2 separate regions of the Homo sapiens genome follow, and region 1 is linked to region 2. Evidence: chromatin loops called from intact Hi-C (ENCODE). Cell type or tissue: mammary epithelial cell. All regions are shown on one strand. Links, peaks and the distances in the headings refer to the core of each region. The heading gives the core; the rest is flanking DNA.

Region 1 (2,820 bases), core at 222-2,721, 190 kb before region 2:
GCTGGAGAGAAAAATTGACGCACTATCATTGCAGAGAAGGCAGGTCAAACCCCAGAGTGCATAAAATCGCCTAAGGGAAGCACGGAATTAGCCAAAAGTGGAGGTGGAGACCCCTTCTTCAAAAGCAAAACATTAATAGAATAAAAAGGAATATTTGTGAAGACACTAAAAAGTACTCACTGCAAATTATATATCGCTATATATTTACATATCTACATCTATATCTGTTTATATATATCTAGATAGATAGATAGATAGATAGATAGATAGATAGATGGATAGATATAGAATTATATAAAGCAAGAGAGACTGACAGTGGGAGAGCCACAACAGTAGAAACTTAAAAAGAAATGAAAAAAGGGTCAGGAATGTCAAATACATAAAAGCAATCAAATAGGATAGAGACCAAAAAAAGATCATGAGATTTGCCCCAGCTGCTTTGTACCCTGATTTGCTCGTTTTCTCAAAAGCTGTGCTTCTGAGGACACTGTGTCCTGACAAAAGCCAACTGTGGGTACTTTAGTAACAGTTGACACATTTGTGACCAGAGTCTGAGGACAGGGGCCACTGAGACACATCAAGGGAAATCATAAAATATTAACTCAGTGCCGAATTTTCTCACTTCTAAAAAGTAAGAAGTACAGGCTCTGCTGCGAGTGTGAAGCAAAGAAGTGATCATCCCCGGGGAGAGGAGGGCTAGGGTAATTTTCAGAACAGTTTTCATCCTAGGCTAAAGATACACACAACCATTTAAGATAAACCCCAAAATGATGACAAAATTTAAGTGGAAACACTTTATTGTACCTCATGTTCTTTGATGAGACCCTTGGTCCTTCCTCTACGGATAAGTTTCTTTTCTTTATTTATTTGCTTTTCAAGTTTTAAAATATTGTCACTAAGCTTTCCTTTTTCAATATCTATTTTTAGTTGTTGAACATATAAAGACAGTTCATGATGAAGAGACTACAAAAAAAATCAAAGGAATATATTAACCATGAGAACAAAATATACAAAAAAGTATTTATAGTAACAATAAATATATGTGTAGTGACAAAAGGACAGAAACAAAGCTTAAGTGCCATTCTGATTCATCCATGTATTTTGGGGGGAGATGTTTTAAAACATCCCAGGCTCATAAACATGGTTTTTTTTTCTAACAAATAAAAATGTATTTTAGCTGTGAAAGGCACTGTTAAGAAAATGAAAAGACAAGCTACAGACTGAGGGAAACTATGCAAAACAGATAACTGAGCCCAAGGAGACATAAGTAAATGTAATGTATATCCTGGATAAGATTCTGGAACAGACAGAAAGAACATCTGAGGAAAACTGTGAAAAGGTAAATAAAGTGCAAACTTTAGTTAATACTAATGTATCACTCTGTCAGGGTAAACTGCTAGAAAAAATAATGTATTAACATTGACCCAGTAATCGTATCAACGATACTATACTAAGGTAAGATGCTGATAACAGAGGAATCTGGGCGTGGGGTACACTGGAACTCTCTGCACCATCTTTACAGTAATTCCGTAAATCTAAAACTATTCTAAAGTAATAAAGTTTATTTTAAAATGAGTTTTAGGAGGATCCTTAACAGTACATATTCAATCCACTTACATAGACATAGATATATAGACACACACATTTTAATTATCACATTAATTACACATTTCAATATTATCATTTAATATTAATTGCCATTAATTACCAGAACATAATCTCAGTGGTAGATGCTTTCTATAAATCCTTGCATCAATTCTGCCCAGTAGGTGGTGTTACCCCATTTTTATCAGGGAGGCTCCTAAAAGTTAAGTACCTTGCCCAGGGTCATAGCTGCTGAATCCAGGTTTGTCTGCCACCAAAGCCTAGACCTATTCCGCTATGAAACTCTGTATGAACCCTGGGACTTCAGCCTGCAGGGACCAGCCCACTGGTGATACAACGTAGACAGGAAAACCCCAGGAATGGCTCTGACAACCAACAGCCCAGGATCAGACATATAAAAACGTAAGTTCAGAAACATATGCATGTTCTTACCTCCCATTTGGCACAGACATCTCTACTCTTTTCTTCTAAAGACATCTTTATGTCCTCAGTTACATTATTTTTTAGTTCTTCAACAGCTTTCAAATACTTGGCCAGACTTTTTGTATTAGAAATTATTAGTGCTTCCTAAAAAAAAAAAAAATTGCAAACAAAATCATAAAAGCCTCATTCTACTGCCAAATCCTCAAAATCCTCTAAGCTAATTTTGGTATGTCTTTAACTGGTAAAGTGGGAAGGTGCTCTCTGAAGAATATCTGAAGATTTATAGGAGACTTCTCTTTGTAAATCGAGGTTGCTAGCCCTTTGAAATCTCTTAAATTCTTTTCAAAAGAGTGCCAAAATATTTATTATTCAAATGTAGTTACACATAAGGCCCAGATTAAGATACCTTTATGATATTCAAAATGATTTTTGTTACCCCATTGATAAGTAATTATAAAGTTCACTGTACAGGGTTAATGAGCCCCTGGCTAAGTTTCCTCTAAAGTTCTTAAGTATTGAGCAGACAACCATACTTCAGAAGCAATATAATATGAAGAGTATATCACAGTTTTGTTTCGTTTTGTTTTTTGTTTTGAGATAGGATCGCGATCTGTCACCTAGGCTGAAGTGCAGTGGCACAATCACAATTCACTGAAACCTCAAACTCCTGGGATCAAGCAAGCCTCCCACCTCAACCTCCCAAAATGCTGGGATTATAGGTGTGAGCCACATGCCTGGCCAAGACAAAATTTATAGAAAGGTTAACTATCGTGCATAAGCAGTTATGCTGAA
Region 2 (2,820 bases), core at 206-2,705:
ATCTGGCAGGCACTCTGCAAGAATCCCACTGTGCTCCCATCTGTTATACTTCCATATAACTTCAGGCATAGAGCTCAAAAACAATTTTCTAAAGAGATTTTTATTTCTATTTTGTTAATAAATACAACAGGGAAAGAAAAAGAATATGCTTACTTATCTTCATAATTCCTTGAATAGAGAAATGTTTAACATTATCATTTATTTTATTTTTTAACTTTTTAGGTTTGGGGGTCCCTGTGAAGGTTTGTTACATAGGTAAACTCATGTCACAGGGGTTTGTTGTACAGATTGTTTCATCACTCGGGTATTAAGCCCAGTACCCAATGCTTATCTTTTCTGCTCCTCTCCCTCCTCCCAGATTCCACCCTCAAGTAGATCACAGTGTCTGCTTCCTTCTTTGTGTTCATAAGTTCTCATCATTTAGCTCCCACTTACAAGTGAGAAAATGTGGTATTTGGTTTTCTGTTCCTGCATTAGTTTGCTAGGAATAATGGCCTCCAGCTCCATCCATGTTCCCACAAAATACATGATCTTTTTCTTTTTTATGGCTACAAAACATTCTAGTTTTTGAACTGAAGTATTATTATGGCTGGGTGCGGTGGCTCATGCCTATAATCCCAGCACTTTCAGAGGCCAAGGCAGGCGGATCAGTTGAGGTCAGGAGTTTTGAGACTAGCCTGGCAGACATGGTGAAACCTAGTCTCTACTAAAATACAAAATTAGAGAGAAACCCCATCTGTACTAAAAATACAAAAGATCCCAGCTCTTTGGGAGGCTCACACCTGTGATCCCACCACTTTGGGTGGCAGATGCCTGTAATTCCAGCTACTCAGGAGGCTGAGGCTGAAGAATCACTTGAACGTGGGAGGCAGAGGTTGCAGTGAGCTGGAGCACCACTGTACTCCAGCCTGGGCAACAGAAGGAGACTCCGTCTCAAAAAAAAAACCAAAAAACCTATTATTATACTTTCTGTAAGAAAATCAGAGACTAATTGCCTTTCATCCTCAGAAGAAAGCTTGTTCTAGGATGGAAACATAACACAGGTCACAGAGTTAAAGGGCTCACCAAAAGAACCTCAAATGAACAGGCTAACAGGAAAATTAAGAGTTTTTGTTTGTTTGTTTTTTAACTAGAGTTCTTATTTTAAAAGTGTCATTCTCTAGGAGACTTTGGATGCGTCTAGATCTTCTTGCCAAATCTTCAATTCTGTACAACAAATTCCTTCCTGATGTCCCGTTGAAGGAAATTATCTGAGGATAAGATCAGTCTGGATCATCTGGCAGTATCTTCTATTAGAGCGAAAGAAAGATGCCATCCCAGGGCTAAAAGAATTTAACTTTCATATTATAAAAGTGAAAGTTCATTTTTCAAGTGCGACACTGACATCTACTGGAAGAAATACTTGAGTAATTTACCAAATAAACGAAACATTTTTGTTTTTGTCAATTAGAAAAACAAAAAGTCTTTTTTGTTTGTTTGTTTTTGAGACAGAGTCTCTCTCTGTCGCCCAGGCTGGAGTGCAGTGGCTCACTGCCAGCTCTGCCTCCCAGGTTCACGCCATTCTCCTGCCTCAACCTCCAGAGTAGCTGGGACTACAGGCGCCCGCCACCACGCCCGGCTAAATTTTTTTGTTTTGTTTTGTTTTTTTAGTAGAGACGGGGTTTCACTGTGTTGCCCAGGATGGTCTCGATCTGACCTCGTGATCCACTTGCCTCAGCCTCCCAAAGTGCTGGGATTATAGGCATGAGCCACCGCGCCCGGCCAAAAAAAAAAAAAAAAAAGTTTTAAAACATTTATTGGCAGGGTGCTGTGGCTCATGCCTGTAATCCCAGCACTTTGAGAGACTTAGGCGGGCAGATCACTTGAGGTCAGGAGTTCAAGATCAGCCTGGCCAACATGGCAAAACCCCGTCTCTACTAAAAATACGAAAATTAGCCAGGCATGGTGGTGCATGCCTGTAATCCCAGCTACTTGGGAGGCTGAGACAGAAGAATTGCTTGAACCCGGGAGGTGGAGGTTGCAGTGAGCAGAGATTGCGCCACTGCACTCCAGGCTGGATGACAGAGCGAAAGTCTGTCTCATAAAAACAAAACAAAACAAAGCACATTTGTCCTTTAAGTGTTTGTTTCCTAAATACAGGTCAGTGCCATTGATAGAAAAGGTTTCCAGCATCTATATTTAGAAAATGTTCTTGGTGACTTGTGTGAGCAGGACCCTGGGACCCATGAAGAGTTGTTCAGCAGGATATCGGGTCATCTCTGGCATCCACAGAACCCATTTGGACAAGCGAACAAGGCCTGTTCCTACCCACCTTTTTTCCCTCCATTAGAACTCTCATGAATTGTTTTGACAGTAGCCATACAGATGGGTGTTGCTCTAATCATACCTCTTAAACATGCTTGGAGATAATAGTGAAATAATATCTCTTAGACCCCAGGGTAGAGTCCAGAAAATAGGAGAAGGAGATTAAAGTAAGGTTTTCAGGCCAGGCGTGGTGGCTCATGCCTGTAATCTCAGCACTTTGGGAGACCAAGGCAGGTGGATCACTTGAGGTCAGGAGTTTGAGACTAGGCTGGCCAACATGGTGAAACCCCGTGTCTACTAAAAATACAAAAATTAGCTGGGTATGGTGGTACATGCCTGTAGTACTAGCTACTCGAGAGGCTGAGGCAGGAGGGTTGCTTGAGCCTAGGAGGCGGAGGTTGTAGTGAGCCGAGACCATACCACTGCATTCCAGCCTGGGAGACAGGAGAGAAATACTGTCTCAAAAAAAAAAAAGAAAAAAAAAAAAACAAGTTAAGGTTTCTAGATAAGACGTAT

The links. Hi-C counts contacts between places; a loop is a spot of excess contacts. Peaks named below come from ENCODE experiments on the same cell type or tissue, not always from the same donor. Only the 100,000 strongest peaks of a DNase experiment are listed, where the experiment ranks them.
Region 1: a loop joins it to region 2, with 14 times the contacts of the local background. A loop is called at or near these places in 29 of 110 quality-filtered maps.

What each region holds. Positions count from the first base shown.
Region 1 is chr14:63,993,187-63,996,006 of GRCh38, reverse strand. SYNE2 (spectrin repeat containing nuclear envelope protein 2) reads right to left here. Exons shown (of 116, transcript NM_182914.3): 22 at 2,038-2,172; 23 at 805-963. Among named protein-coding and RNA genes, the nearest start is that of MIR548H1, 100 kb to the left of the region's middle. In mammary epithelial cell, for the core only: a CTCF peak has its summit at 1,773 (motif pointing right); no DNase peak of the experiment used is centred there; H3K27ac peaks cover 270 bases.
Region 2 is chr14:63,798,357-63,801,176 of GRCh38, reverse strand. It overlaps a transcript of SYNE2 not described here. Among named protein-coding and RNA genes, the nearest start is that of SYNE2, 53 kb to the left of the region's middle. In mammary epithelial cell, for the core only: a CTCF peak has its summit at 1,387 (motif pointing left); no DNase peak of the experiment used is centred there.